Linked DNA regions of Homo sapiens: all the other regions are linked to region 1. A link is a contact called in ENCODE Hi-C or POLR2A ChIA-PET data. All regions are on one chromosome and are shown on one strand. Each heading gives the region's core, a stretch centred on a gene start or an enhancer-like site at or near the end of the contact. The rest is flanking DNA. Distances are from core to core; before and after follow the strand shown.

Evidence for each region. A loop is a pair of places that touch in the nucleus more often than their neighbours do. ChIA-PET counts read pairs that join two places held with the same protein, here RNA polymerase II (POLR2A). Pooled maps may share reads with other maps.
Region 2: a map of naive thymus-derived CD4-positive, alpha-beta T cell shows a loop between it and region 1 (10-fold over the local background). The contact joins the promoter of CRTAP here to the promoter of STT3B in region 1. A Hi-C loop is called at or near these places in 1 of 168 maps with a recorded cell type or tissue (naive thymus-derived CD4-positive, alpha-beta T cell), 5 of 37 single-sample maps with no recorded cell type and 10 of 50 pooled maps.
Region 3: a loop to region 1 is called in a map of B cell, with 11 times the contacts of the local background. The contact joins the promoter of GLB1 here to the promoter of STT3B in region 1. A Hi-C loop is called at or near these places in 1 of 168 maps with a recorded cell type or tissue (B cell), 1 of 37 single-sample maps with no recorded cell type and 8 of 50 pooled maps.
Region 4: a loop to region 1 is called in a pooled map, with 6 times the contacts of the local background. The contact joins the enhancer-like site here to the promoter of STT3B in region 1. A Hi-C loop is called at or near these places in 2 of 37 single-sample maps with no recorded cell type and 5 of 50 pooled maps. POLR2A ChIA-PET finds 5 or more read pairs at or near these places in 1 of 52 experiments (activated CD4-positive, alpha-beta T cell).
Region 5: a map of CD8-positive, alpha-beta T cell shows a loop between it and region 1 (18-fold over the local background). The contact joins the promoter of DYNC1LI1 here to the promoter of STT3B in region 1. A Hi-C loop is called at or near these places in 3 of 168 maps with a recorded cell type or tissue (CD8-positive, alpha-beta T cell, gastrocnemius medialis and naive thymus-derived CD4-positive, alpha-beta T cell), 6 of 37 single-sample maps with no recorded cell type and 22 of 50 pooled maps. POLR2A ChIA-PET finds 5 or more read pairs at or near these places in 1 of 52 experiments (activated B cell).

The regions. Positions count from the first base shown.
Region 1 is chr3:31,531,597-31,534,241 of GRCh38, forward strand. STT3B (STT3 oligosaccharyltransferase complex catalytic subunit B) reads left to right here and starts at 1,329. Exons shown (of 16, transcript NM_178862.3): 1 at 1,329-1,716. The coding sequence starts at 1,403. RefSeq lists silencers at 652-911, 1,222-1,451, 1,482-1,611, 1,692-1,841 and enhancers at 1,012-1,151, 2,002-2,061.
Region 2 is chr3:33,112,662-33,115,306 of GRCh38, forward strand. CRTAP (cartilage associated protein) reads left to right here and starts at 1,353. Exons shown (of 7, transcript NM_006371.5): 1 at 1,353-1,887. The coding sequence starts at 1,417. RefSeq lists silencers at 1,183-1,482, 1,923-2,112 and an enhancer at 2,064-2,645.
Region 3 is chr3:33,095,849-33,098,493 of GRCh38, forward strand. It overlaps GLB1 (galactosidase beta 1), which reads right to left and starts at 1,298. Exons shown (of 16, transcript NM_000404.4): 1 at 1,163-1,298. The coding sequence starts at 1,237. It overlaps TMPPE (transmembrane protein with metallophosphoesterase domain), which reads right to left and starts at 1,298. Exons shown (of 2, transcript NM_001039770.3): 1 at 871-1,298. RefSeq lists a silencer at 886-1,495.
Region 4 is chr3:30,501,487-30,504,131 of GRCh38, forward strand. No RefSeq gene overlaps it. Among named protein-coding and RNA genes, the nearest start is that of LINC01985, 16 kb to the right of the region's middle. Within about 2 kb of position 1,350, at least 2 of the 41 ENCODE cell types and tissues checked have a DNase peak (open chromatin) inside an H3K27ac peak, as active enhancers do.
Region 5 is chr3:32,569,568-32,572,212 of GRCh38, forward strand. DYNC1LI1 (dynein cytoplasmic 1 light intermediate chain 1) reads right to left here and starts at 1,291. Exons shown (of 13, transcript NM_016141.4): 1 at 1,058-1,291; 2 at 779-852. The coding sequence starts at 1,203. RefSeq lists an enhancer at 499-1,284 and silencers at 559-1,048, 1,229-1,488.

The sequences.
Region 1 (2,645 bases), core at 79-2,578:
TAGCGGACAAGGAGGGAAGTGGGGAAAGGAAAGGAATTATAAAAATACAAGGTAGACGTGCACAAGAACCTTCGTTCTATTATTATTTAGTAAAGTGAGAACTGGAAACAGCTTAACGTCCAGGGTAAGTTAGTTTCACTCACTCGACGGAATGTATGCAGCCGTTAATGTATTTCTGCATTTTCCCATATTTCCAGTGAACATACAGTACTTTCGCAATTCGGAGTACAAACGAAAAAGGGCGAGAGAAGGTCGCATTTTGCCTGCCGGAGCTAGGGGCGCGCTTGCCGGTTCCAACGAGTTTTCGGTGTCGGAAAACTTGTCTTTGCTCACATTCTCGGATTCCCGCGGCCGCAGAAGCCGGAGGCGGGACGTGAAGGGCAATGAGCAAGGTAGGCTGTGTCACTGCCGCCGCGGGCTCACTCGCAGCGCCAGCCGAGGAGCGCCACGGGCTGCTGAACCCCTCGGCCCGACCCACGCGCCGAGGGCTAGGATAATGCGCCTGCGCGGCCGTCACGTGGTGAGGGCTCCGCGCAAAGCGGGTTAAAAGTCACGACCGCGGAGAGCCCGCGAGCGTCCTGCTGGTCGGTGCGGCGCTTTCCGCGTCCTTTAAGACGAGTTTGACCGAGGCCGCTCCGCAGTTCCCGCCCCTCGGCCCAGCTCAGCTCCATGAACCTAGCGGAGCCGCCTAGTACCCTTTCTCGCCGACCGCACAGGCGCGCGAAACCGCGTCTTTCAACTGACAATGAAGCCGTAGCCGCGCAGCTCGGCCACTCCGGGCGAATCGGCGCGAGGCCGGGATGGTGGGGGGGAGGGGGAGACGGTTGGGTCAAGCTCCGCCCCAGCTCGCGCCCCTATTGGTGGGCGCAGCGGTTCTGGGCCCGCCCCCTAACGGACCTGTCGCTTTGTGACAGGCGGAGGGGCCAGTTCCTGTCGGGCCGGAGGCGGAGTCAGAGGTTGCTTGAGCTCCGCCCGGACTCCAGGGGGCTCCTCCCCCTGCTCCTTTCGGCTGGGCGGGCGGCGGGCTAGAGAGGGAATGTCATTGCTTCTCAGAGCCGTGGTGCCGCCTCCGTCTGCTGCTTCTTTCCTGGCGCCCTCGTCCCGTCGGCTTTCGCCGCCGCCGCCGCAGCTGCACTGGGGATACGGATGGCTAGTGGGGCGCCGGGGCCATCTGGGTTGAGAGAGCGGCGATTGCGGCCGCTGCTGAGGCGGAGACTCCCCGCCGCCGCTTCCTCCACCCCCAGTCCGCCGGCCTCGCGGCGCTGAGGGCGGGAGCGCGCAGAGCTCTTCCCTCCTCCTTTTTCTTCCTCCTCCTCCTCCTCCTCCGGGTCCCCGCCCAGCACCCCTCGCACCAGGCGGCGGCGGCGGAGGAGGAGAGCTAGACCCGCCGCCGGGGCACAACATGGCGGAGCCCTCGGCCCCGGAGAGCAAGCACAAGTCGTCCCTCAACTCGTCCCCGTGGAGTGGCCTCATGGCCCTGGGAAACAGCCGGCACGGCCACCACGGGCCCGGGGCCCAGTGCGCGCACAAGGCGGCGGGCGGCGCGGCGCCGCCGAAGCCGGCCCCGGCGGGGCTGTCCGGGGGGCTGTCGCAGCCGGCTGGGTGGCAGTCGCTTCTCTCCTTCACCATCCTCTTCCTGGCCTGGCTTGCCGGCTTCAGCTCGCGCCTCTTCGCCGTCATCCGCTTCGAAAGCATCATCCACGAGTTCGACCCGTGGTAAGTGCCTCGCCGCCCCTCCCCCGCCCGTGGCCCGCGGGGAACCGGGACCCGCTCCTCCGCCCGCCGCAGCTCTCCTCGACTTGGCCCCGCGCCGCCGCGGAGCCCCGCTCGCGTCCTGGCTGAGGCCGGCGCGGATCCCGGAGCTCCGGGCGCGCCCCCTGCCCGTGGGCGAAGTTTGCCCCGTGCAGCCTGAGGCGGGGCGTCGGGGTCCAGGAGCGAAACCTTGATTCTCGGCCGGGCTAGTGTGAAGACTGCCAGGAGTGTGGATGCAGCCGCCGGGAGTGTGGGTGCAGCCGCCGGGAGTGTGGGTGCAGTCCCTCGCAGCCCGCTTTGGTCGCTGAGTCCGGACCCGCCACGCCAGGAGGCGGCAGGTAGCTCCTCCGCGGACTGTCGGTCGATTCCCCGCCCTCCTCGCCCGCTGCTTTCGCGTTCTTTCATATTTGCGGGCGCGTTTTTGCTAGTTCAGACGGAATCGGCCAGGGGGGCTGCCCTGTTGCCGCTGGAGGTGGGTCCAGATGTGCCGGAACCCCGGCTGCTCACCCTTGCAGTTTTACGCTTTTACTGTTTCTTTTTATGCTCTCATGATACGAGAAGGGAAAAGGAGAGTGAATGGCGTGTTGGAGGGAAGGAAATAATACCCCTGAAAGTGATCTGAAAGCTAGCTACTCTTATTTATTTATCATTAGGTATTTTAAAGAGTGGCTTTTTTTCAGAGCTCTTAAGTGCACTCAGCACCTTACTGTTTCACTATCGTCTTGGGTTGCTTTTTAGAACAAGATCCTTACCCTGTTAGCCACTGTCACCCTTAGTGTGTTATGCACAGTATCTGAAAGCATTGCATTAGTTCCTTTATTGGTCTGCAGGAAGGTTTGTGGATAAGAGCAAACAGTACCACGGTGATGGGAGTCCTAGATTGTAATACCGAA
Region 2 (2,645 bases), core at 103-2,602, 1.6 Mb after region 1:
ATATGAAATAGACTAGATGTAACAGTGATCACGGATGGACTGCATCCTAAGAGAAAAAAGTGCCATGAAAGACATAATTGGAACAGCTGACATAACCGGAAATGGAACATGATTAAAGTCTTCTATCAGTATTAAATTTCCTAAATTTGATTGTCTGGTAGTTTCATTCTTAGGACATACATACTGAAAGACTAAGGGGTTGGGCACGGTGGCTCACGCCTGTAATCCCAGCACTTTGGGAGGCAGAGGCAGGTAGATCACCTAAGGTCAGGAGTTCAAGAACAGCCTGGCCAACATGGCAAAACCTCATCTCTAGTAAAAAATAGAAAAATTAGCCAGGTATGGTGGTGTGTGCCTATGATCCCAGCTACTCGGGAGGCTAAGGCAGGGAGAATTGCTTGAACCCGGGAGGCGGAGGTTGCAGTGAGCCGAGATCGCGCCACTGCACTCCAGCCTGGGTGACAGGGCGAGACTCCGTCTCAAAAAAAAAAAAAGGAAAAAAAAAAAGAAAAAAAAAAGACTAACGGACAGTGGGCCTGATACATGCAACCTATCTCAAATGAGTCAGAAAAAAATGTAAAGATAGAAATGTGGTATAACGTTAGCAACTTGTGAATCTTGATGAAGGGTATATAGGAACTTTTTGTACTGTTTTTGCAGCTTTCTTGTAAATTATTTCAAGATTTAAAAGTTTAAAGATTTTTTAAAAGTGCTGCCATTAACATTCCATCCATATTTTTTGATGCACACGCGCAAGCTTCTCCAGCATATTCCACCGAATGGTGTTGCAGATTCATAAGGTGTGCACATCTTCAACCTGACTAGCTATACAGTTTACAAAGTGCTGACATCCTTATTAATTTTATTTTTGCACTGTCTTTTTCTCTCACTAAAATTTAAGGTTGGGCAGTGCTATTAAAAGTGCGGCCCTTGGGCCCGCAGCATTAGCCTCATCAGGGTGCTGGTTAAACACACAAATCGTCAGACCTCCACCCCAGACTTTCTGAATCAGAAACTCTGGGGGCACAGCCCAGGAATCTTCGTTTTCACAAACCTCCAAACGAATATAAAGATCGTAGATTATATAGACCGTAGGGCCGATGTATATAATCTATTAGGGCCGCGTCGGCCTTGCAGGCGGGTCTCCAAGTGAATGAGCGGCAGAGTCCCATCATGCGCATCAGCCTGCGTGAACCAGTGCGCAGCGCGCCTTTCCCGGGCACCCTCTAGGTGCTGGCAGCTGGCGCCCAGATCCCCCGGCTGGGTGGGGAGGGGCGGCCGGACGGGGCGGGCCGGAGGCTGGCGTCCCCGCCCCGAAAGCACTGGGCCCGCCGCGTCGCACCGTCCTCTTTCCTTTCCTTCTCCCTCCCCTTTTCCCTTCCTTCGTCCCTTCCTTCCTTCCTTTCGCCGGGCGCGATGGAGCCGGGGCGCCGGGGGGCCGCGGCGCTGCTAGCGCTGCTGTGCGTGGCCTGCGCGCTGCGCGCCGGGCGCGCCCAATACGAACGCTACAGCTTCCGCAGCTTCCCACGGGACGAGCTGATGCCGCTCGAGTCGGCCTACCGGCACGCGCTGGACAAGTACAGCGGCGAGCACTGGGCCGAGAGCGTGGGCTACCTGGAGATCAGCCTGCGGCTGCACCGCTTGCTGCGCGACAGCGAGGCCTTCTGCCACCGCAACTGCAGCGCCGCGCCGCAGCCCGAGCCCGCCGCCGGCCTCGCCAGCTATCCCGAGCTGCGCCTCTTCGGGGGCCTGCTGCGCCGCGCGCACTGCCTCAAGCGCTGCAAGCAGGGCCTGCCAGCCTTCCGCCAGTCCCAGCCCAGCCGCGAGGTGCTGGCGGACTTCCAGCGCCGCGAGCCCTACAAGTTCCTGCAGTTCGCTTACTTCAAGGCAAGTCCGCCTCGCCCCGTCCCAGGCCCCGGCCCCGCCCCTGACCCAGCCTCCAGGCCCTAGCCCCGCCCCTGCGCCCGGGGCCGCGTTGCCCCTCCAGTTCTAGACCTGGCTCCCTCCCATCCAGCCCTGCCAAAGGTCTCCTCCAAGTCCTGTCTCCTTCTTCATCTCAACTAGAGATGAAAATGCCTTTCTTGAAGGGTAACTCTAAGGTAGAGAATACGTACACAGAACGCAGTACAGCGCCAGGCACCCAACAAAGTGCCTGATAAATGTTCTCTGTTATTTGAGGGCAGACGCCTCTTTTCTGTATATACCATTAAAGTCGCCTTTTTTCTCAAGTGAGCGGTGACTTGCGATAATAAAGCAGAAGACCTGAGGAGCCGACAAGTACCTTTTATTTTTATTTTTTGTTGAGACAGGGTCTCACAGTCGCCCAGGCTGGAGTGCAGAGGCGCTATCATGGCTCACTGCAGCCTTGACCTCCTCAGGCTCAGGTGATCCTCCACCTCAGCCTCCTGAGTAGCTGGGATTATAGGCGCGCGCCACCACACCTAGCTAATTTTTTGGTATTTTCTGTAGAGACAGAGTTTCGCCACGTTGCCCAGGCTGATCTCGAACTCCCGGACTCAAGTGATCCTCCCACCTCGCCTCCCAGAGTTCTGGGATTACAGTCGTGAGCCATTGCACCCAGCTGACTAGTTCCTTTTAAAGAGGATGAAATTGAGGCCAGGGAAGGGCAGGGACTCCTTGCAAGG
Region 3 (2,645 bases), core at 48-2,547, 1.6 Mb after region 1:
CCTACGGGCCTTCTGGACAAGAAAACTCTGTCTACATACTGGGGTAGGGGAACCACAGACGGGGTGAAGAGGGAGCAGCAAATAATCTGTGCTGACTTTTTCCCAAAATGAAAACATTTTCAGCAGCTGTTTTCCAAATACTTAAGATGTTCAATCTTGGTTGTAGATAAATGTACCACTTTTCTCTGCCCTAGGCACGTTATTGAAAGCGTTATTAAAGGGTGTAACTTACAAGTCAACGGTGTCAAATGCTACCAGCTCTTACTTAAAGCATACTGCAGGCTCAGCCCACCTACACCCTGGAGGAACCAAAGTTGGTCCGCGGAACGTGCAGAGGAGCAGCTTGCAACTACCCACTCTCCTTTCCGCAGGTGTGATGCAAACCTCCCCAGGCAGCGCTTTGGAGCCCCTCAGCCAGTCGCCTCAGCTCGGACGCAGCGAGTGAAGCTGTCCTTCCTCTCCCACCAACTGTGCACGCCCCGCACCTCACCTATTCGCCTCGCCAGCCCTGCCCCGATCAACGATGGCATCCCCCGGCAGCCTGCCTATTCCCCCCCTCAACCTGGACCCCCAAACGCCGAAGGAAAACGGTCCCACAAATACAAAGAAAAACCCAAGCCAAAGGGCAGGCGACGGGGAGTGGTGAGAAAGGAACAAGATGCACGAAGAGGGAGAGCACCCAGAGGGGAAATAACCCAATGTTCCCACTGCAAGGGCCTCTCCTGACCCCATTTTTCTCCTTCCGGAGCGCTCCGCAGAGCACCAACTGGGAAAGCGAGGGCGCCCCAAACCAGAGCCGGAGGCACCCTCTAACCCGCGCAACTTGGAATCCCCTCCCGGAAAGCCAACTTAGGAAATGTTTACACGCACCTCGTCTCAACACCTCGTTACAGATGGGGAAGTGGATCCAAGCGCAAAGGGCGGCCGGAGCGGAACGCACAAGCGACCGAGCTGCCTGGAAGGACGCGCGCCCCGCCCGGCCCGCCCCCGACGGGAAGGCCGGTCCACTGCCTGCGTTCCGCCGGCCGCGAGCCTGCTGGGGGGCACTTCGGGGCTCAGGCTCCCCGCCCTGCGGGACCGCGGGTGGCTGCGACCCCAGCCCGGTTCCCCGCCAGCCTGTCCCCTAGCAATGCCTCCCCGTACCCGGGTCCCGCAGACTTACGCGCAAGCCGCGCGTAGGGCCCAGAAGCAGCAGAACCAGCAACAGAGGGAGGATGCGAACCAGGAACCCCGGCATGACCACCAGCCTCCCGGCTCTGCAGTCGGCGCCCAGGCCGGCCGCTTCGCGTCACTTGACTAAGGACCCACGGCCTGGCACCGCCCCTCGTCGGCCCAGCAGCCAGCCCTCGCGCCTGCTCAGCCCCGCGCCCCGCCCCGCTGTGGCCGAGCCGGGCGGGTGGGGGCGGCTAGGAGGCTGCGCGCCGCCGCGTGACTCCAGGATAGTACTATCTGGGTTTTGCAGGCGTCTTCCCTGGGAAGGGACCCTTTGGAACTGCAGTCCGGAGGGCCTGCTTTCAGCAGCTTGATAACGCGCCTCGGGGATTGGACATGAATCATGGTCTCCCTGTTCCCTGGCTGCCTTGAGAGAGCAGAAGAGGGAAATTGTTAATCATTAAACCTAAACGCCCTAGATGGAATCCGCGTCTCATATACGGGCTCTTTGAATAACTCTAAGCCGGGGGTTAGCAAAATGTGGTCGGTCCCTGGAGCCACTGTATCAACTCACCTGGAACTTGTTAGAATGAAAATCCTGCTCACGCCTGTAATCCCAGCACTTTGGGAGGCCGAGGCGGGCGGATCGCCTGAGGTCAGGAGTTCCAGACCAGCCTGACCAGTATGATGAAACCCCGTCTCTACTAAAAATACAAAAATTAGCCGGGCGTGGTGGCAGGCGCCTGTAATCCCAGCTACTGAGGAGGCTGAGACAGGAGAATCGCTTGAACCCGGGAGGTGGAGGTTGCAGTAAACCGAGATCGAGCCATTGCGCTCCAGCCTGGGCAATAAGAGCGAAATTCCGTATCAAAAAAAAATTTTCTTTTTTAAAATAACCTTAGTTTATGCCTTGGTGTTCCAAAAAGCCTTTTTACATTGTATAACAAAGTAGCCAAAATTCTATTTGTTCACTCCTTTCTCCTTTCCTACCGGACATGTCCTTGAGAGATTGAGAAAGTATCAGAAAGGACATTTCATTGAGAGATTGAGAAAGTATCAGTTACTGGCTTTTCTTAGGTTTTTGTTTTTTGGTTTGGGGGGTTGTTTTTTTGTTTTGTTTTTGTGTTTTTTGAGACAGGGTCTCACTCTGTCACCCAGGCTGGAGTGGGGCGCAATCACGGCTTACTGCAGCTTTGGCCTCCTGGGCTCAAGCAATTCTCCCGTCTCAGCCTACCAAGTGGCTGGGACTACAGGCGTGCGCCACCACACCCGGCTAATTTTTGTATTTTTTGTAGAGACAGGGTCTCACCACGTTTCCCAGGCAGGTCTTGAAGTTCTGGGATCAAGCAATCTACCTGCCTGGAACTCCCAAAATGCTGGAATTACAGACATGAGCCACCGTGCCTGGCTTCTTTTCATGCCTGTAGTACCAATTCCGTGTCCTTGCACTGTGAAGTCCTTTCCAAGCTCTGCAATTCTAGTTCAGTATTAAA
Region 4 (2,645 bases), core at 100-2,599, 1.0 Mb before region 1:
AGTCTACTCTAGCAATGCCTCCTTATCCCCTCCCAAAAGACTGAAAAAGCTAGTAGGGTTTAAAGCCCAGACTTAAATGACATTGAACTATGCCCTATAAGACACCAATTCAGTTACTAGAGGGGTCAAGGTCAAAGTGGAATGTTTTGTGGAAAGAATAGAGATGTCATAAAACTTATAGAGTTGAGGAAATGAGTAGTTTTCTAGGAATTTTAGAATTCTGAAAGAGATTCTTGAATTTCCTGTTCTTCCTCTTCCTTGTCACCTCTTCCCTGCCTTCATACCCTCAGCCATATATGTGGCTATGGCCCACCAATAAGGATACTGGAGAAGTCCTGTCATAGAAACTCACCAAGAGAGCACTTCCACTTCTCCCCTTGGGTCCCTGCTCTAAGTCTTTGCATCTTTGCTCTTCTGGTTTTGTCACCTGGCTTCTGAAAATTCTTTAGGCCAAAAACTCCCTAGAAGCAGGGTTCAAGATGGGAATTCTTATGCACGTGATCTATTCAGGGAGTACTTCCAAGAGAAATCTATAAGAAAGTGAGAGAAATAGGACAGAGAAGGGGAAAAAACTCTAGGCAAAGATGTGGTTTCAGATGAAATCTATCTTTATTCTTCATCCTTACCCTCTGGAGGGTAAACTGTACCACAGAGCCTGCCCTATCTTAAGATGAAGAAATGAATCCTGTGCTGGTGAGTCATTGGATCAGGGCTGCCCCAGGTGGGAACAGAAGGAGTCAGGACACCAACTCCTGACACTACTGGGCTAGGCAGCTCCTGTTGCCCAAGGACACTTCCCTGGATGAGACTGCAGATGTGAGATGTTAGCAAAAGCACCCACAGCTGCTGGTAAGAGGTAAGCAGAGATTTGGCTGGGACTACAGGTCCTTTGTTTTCTGTTGGCAACTCGTTATGACCTTCTTCAGCTACAAGTCCTGGACAAGTGTGTTGTTTCTGGAAACCTCTGGTCAGTCCAGCAGCCTCTTCTCCTTCACACTCCACCCCAACCTTCCATATTTCCTGATATTATAGTTCTTTGTGAATGCTAAAATCATGATTCGTGACCCAACCATGTTCCTTGTCAGAAGCAAGGTGGGAGAAACAAATTAAGATGTTGCCATTACCACTCCCAGCTAGAACCACAAAGCAGAGACATTGCTAAGTATTTGTATTGCACAAAGAGTTATGCCTGACAGCAGTAAAATAGTAAGTTTTTATTAATGGGAGGGAGAAACTTGGTTATGCCCTTCATAAGAGTCTTAACTATGGGAAGAGTGATTGTGTATCCTTATGGAATGGAGAACAGTGGCCTCTGAGCACCTGCTTAGACCAGGTGACTAGTTCCTCATGACTCAATAGGTAAATGAGATGAACTTTGTGTAATCTTTCATGCATACCATTCATGTGATAATGTGGTAAATGGGTGGGGCTATCACCAGACAAATTTTGTTTTACATTCTAGTTTCATAGCTCATCAGCTGTTACAGCTTGGACAAGTTACTCACTTTTTGGAGACTCATTTATAAAACAGAGAGAGTACATACGTTGCAAAGTTGTTATGAAATTAAACACCACCTGGCACATAGTAGGAACTCAATAAATGAAAGTCATCATTCTCAGATTATTTCCTTCTACAGAAATAAAAACTAGAGGGGTGTGGGTGTTCAAGTGGGTATTGAAGTTGGAGTGGCAGAGAGACAGGGTTGGGGGAGAATATGTGCACTAGTGCTCAATTATTATTGTTCTGTTTAAACACCTATTACTTTATGAAATGCAACAATTTTTACATGAAACGTTATGATTATCTATACTTTAAAGAACCAGAGACCAAGAAATAGTTTGTTGTTTTTTTCTCTGTAGAGATCTGTTGATGAATATTAATGACACTCTTTACTCTCCTGCATACTTGCAAAGCTACAGGGAAACCAACTAATGCAAGTTCTAGGTTGAGGCAGTATCTGAGGTTCTTGTTGATCCCATTTCCCGTCCACCTAGCTCTTTCCAGAAAAGCCTATTCCAACATGGAAAACAGATGAAAATATCAGCTCCTTACTGAGCAGAATCAGTCCTGCCTCCTCCGGATTCTGGGGAATGGACTCAGGTCTTGGGTCTCTACATAAACCCCCAAATGCCAAGACATCTAGCTGTCTGCCCTTCAGTTATGATTCATCATAAGACTGACAGACATCCAGTCAATGTTTTTCTACAAATGACCCAGAATCTTCCTCATTCTTTCAGTAGGCAGATTCTACTTCCTTAGTGACTTTTTGTGGGTGTCATTTGAAAACTGGTATTTGTGCCATATGTCACACCAAAATTTCTCTGCTTGCCTGCATTGAGTATATATTTGCTGACAGTCTTGGGAGTTAAAGAAAAAAGGAATACCTGTTCTTAGGTAAAATGGCCCACTAGAACTCTGCTTTCATTCACCCCATTTTCTTTTCTTTTTTTTGATGGAGTCTTGCTCTGTCACCAGGCTGGAGTGCAGTGGTGCGATCTCTACTCACTGCAAGCTCCACCTGCCGGGTTCACGCCATTCTCCTGCTTCAGCCTCCCAAGTAGCTGACACTACAGGCGCCCACCACCACACCCGGCTAATTTTTTTTTTTGTATTTTTAGTAGAGACGGGGTTTCACCGTGTTAGC
Region 5 (2,645 bases), core at 41-2,540, 1.0 Mb after region 1:
ATAGAGAAATTTCTCCTATAAATGATTCAGGAGCTAAGCCTAGAAAAATGCGAATCTGCGAACTATTCTCCCTCAGTCCTCTATCCCCACCCCCAGAGTCACTAAAGAAACAGAATACACAACTTCCAGAGAGCCGAGGAGATACAGAACAATCAGGAGAACTGACACTGGACCGTTTCTCCTTATTACATCCATTTGGCTGAAAAGACTTAACTAGAAAGTTGTGTTCTACTGCCCTTTACAAATTTCAGAATTATATGTGACAGTTAAGGTAGCTGCAACACGAGCACATTGTACCAGAGAACGCTGAATCAAGAACATTTATCGCCAGGTCTTAGTTCTAGCTTCTGTCAATTATACAAAGAGTCAGCTATTAAATATTAATGGCATGCCATTTGCGCTGCAGCTCTCGCAAAGAGCCTCCTGCTACCAATTTTTGTGATGAAAGAAAACCTGTCATTTTCTAGATAAACCCCAGGCCACGAGAATCCCTCAGATGAGCGATCGAATTCTGTCCTTCCCAGGGGAAGCTGTCAGGGCCACCCCCATATACCGGGGAGGAGGAGGAGGAACCTGAGGGAGGGCGGGTCCCCGCAGGTCCTGGGTCAAGGGTCTCGTGTTCCCCTTCTCTCCCAGCCATCCGCGACAGGTCGGGAGGCGAGGCGGGGCGGGGCTGGGCCGGCTGTCCGCACAAAGAGAGCCAGCGAGCTAGCCCGCGGACCAGGTACCCCGGGCCGCTGGGGGCCGGGCGGGGCGGGGCGAGGCAGGGAACACTTACCCAGCAGTAGCACGTTCTTCCCCGCAGGGAGCTTGGAGCGCGAGCGGGTGGAGACCTCGCTGAGGATGCAGGACCTAACGGGAAGCAAGGCGTACGGTGAGGCCGGAGGCCGGAGCCGCAGCGCGGGAGGGACGGACCCGGCCTCGGCGCGCCGGGGATGGGGCTGCCGGGAACGCAGTGGCCGGGCCCGGCGCCGAGCTCCAGCGGGCACGGGATCCCGAGGCGTCCGCGCAAGGCCGGGGGAGCCAGCGGGGGCTGAGGGAGAGGTGGAGTCGTTACCAAAGGTTCTGCCCGTCCTCGTCGTCGCCTGCCGCGGCGCCACCGTTGCCCGACGCTATCTCGTTGCCCAAGGGGCCGCCAGTGTAAGTCGAGGATAATCCCGGCGGAGAAGAACCGAAGGAGCCGACTCGCCCCACGGCCGCCATCTTGGTCGGGAATCACACCACTCCCGGCAAGACTAAATGTGCGAGGCGGCTGAGGCGGTGGCGGTGGAGGCGGCGGGAACCCGGATATGGGGCGTTCAGCGCACGGGAGCGGGGCGGGGCCTGCGGGGGCGGGGCCCCGGGCCGGGCCAGGACTGATGGAGCGAGCGAGAACGGACTGCGCGTGCGTGGCTGCCTGGCCGGCGCTGAGGGGCTGAGCGTACGCGGGCGGCGGGGTGGGCCGCTATGCTGCAACTGAAGCCCAGTGATCTGACAGTATGGAAGTGCTTTCCTTCCGCTCATCCGCGGCCCTGGGCTGCGGCAGGGGGGTTGGGTGTGTCAGGTGAAAAGTGCTCCCTCCCACCCTTCAGACAGGTCCCCAAACCCTGCGGCCTGCGCGGAATTCCTGCATTGTCATTGCCGGCCCACCCACTGTTCAGGCTGAGAGCGGTCCCCCGCCCAAACCGGCGCTTCGCCGGCGCCAAGATAGAAATGGGTCGCCCGGCTGGTAAAGAGGCTGCCCTGCAACCCTGGGCTGGAGTATTGCTGTGGTCCTGGATTTCTGGACTTTATTTGCGTTCTCAAGTGGCGAAGTGTTCCTCAACCTGGACCCACATCAGAAGCAGGTTCTCCGAGCCCCTAAGCAGCGGCGTGACAAAGTAATTGTTTACCCTGGAAATAGACTGTTATTTTTTAAAAATTATTGTCAGGGCTTGCTTTAATGTTCTTAATGTTTTTGTATGAGATCCTCCATGTGAGATTTGAAAAGATCCACTATGCGGGTCATCTAACCGGTCACTAGACATTGATTCCACACTTACTACGTCGAGCACAGTTGACACTGGGAATACATGGATGGACTTATACTAGCCCTAAAATAACTCCTTTTCTATTAGAACTTTACTAGGTAAAGGTATTTGAATGTCTGAACTCCATGTTTAGAAGGAGTCATTGGTTTTAAGGCTCTGTCCTAGTACACCTGTAAGAGCATTTGCTTAAAATTGCCTGGCCTTTGTATGTTATCTCTGTCACTTCATATTTGAAAATCACTTGCTAGAATATGGCCTGATCAATGCTGTTATGCTAGTGAGAAAATCCACAACTAAAGACTATTTGCTATATATTAGCATTACGGTTAGAAGTCTGGAAGCCTTTGGAGGCTGGCAAATCTGAGTTCAGGTCTAGCTCTTCGAGTTTACTGGCTGTGTAACCTTAGGCAATTTACTTAACCTCCGTGAGTCTCAGTTTCCTTATCTGTCAAATGAGGATAAAAGAACTTAGAGTTGTTATTGAGATTAAACGGGATGATTCATGTAAAATGGCTTAGAATAACGACTGGCAAATCTTAAGCGCTTACCACATGTTAATTGTTATCAATGACTTTCTTTACCTTTCACACCATTAATATCTGACCAACCTCTAGAAGTGATGGGCCTAAAGAACTC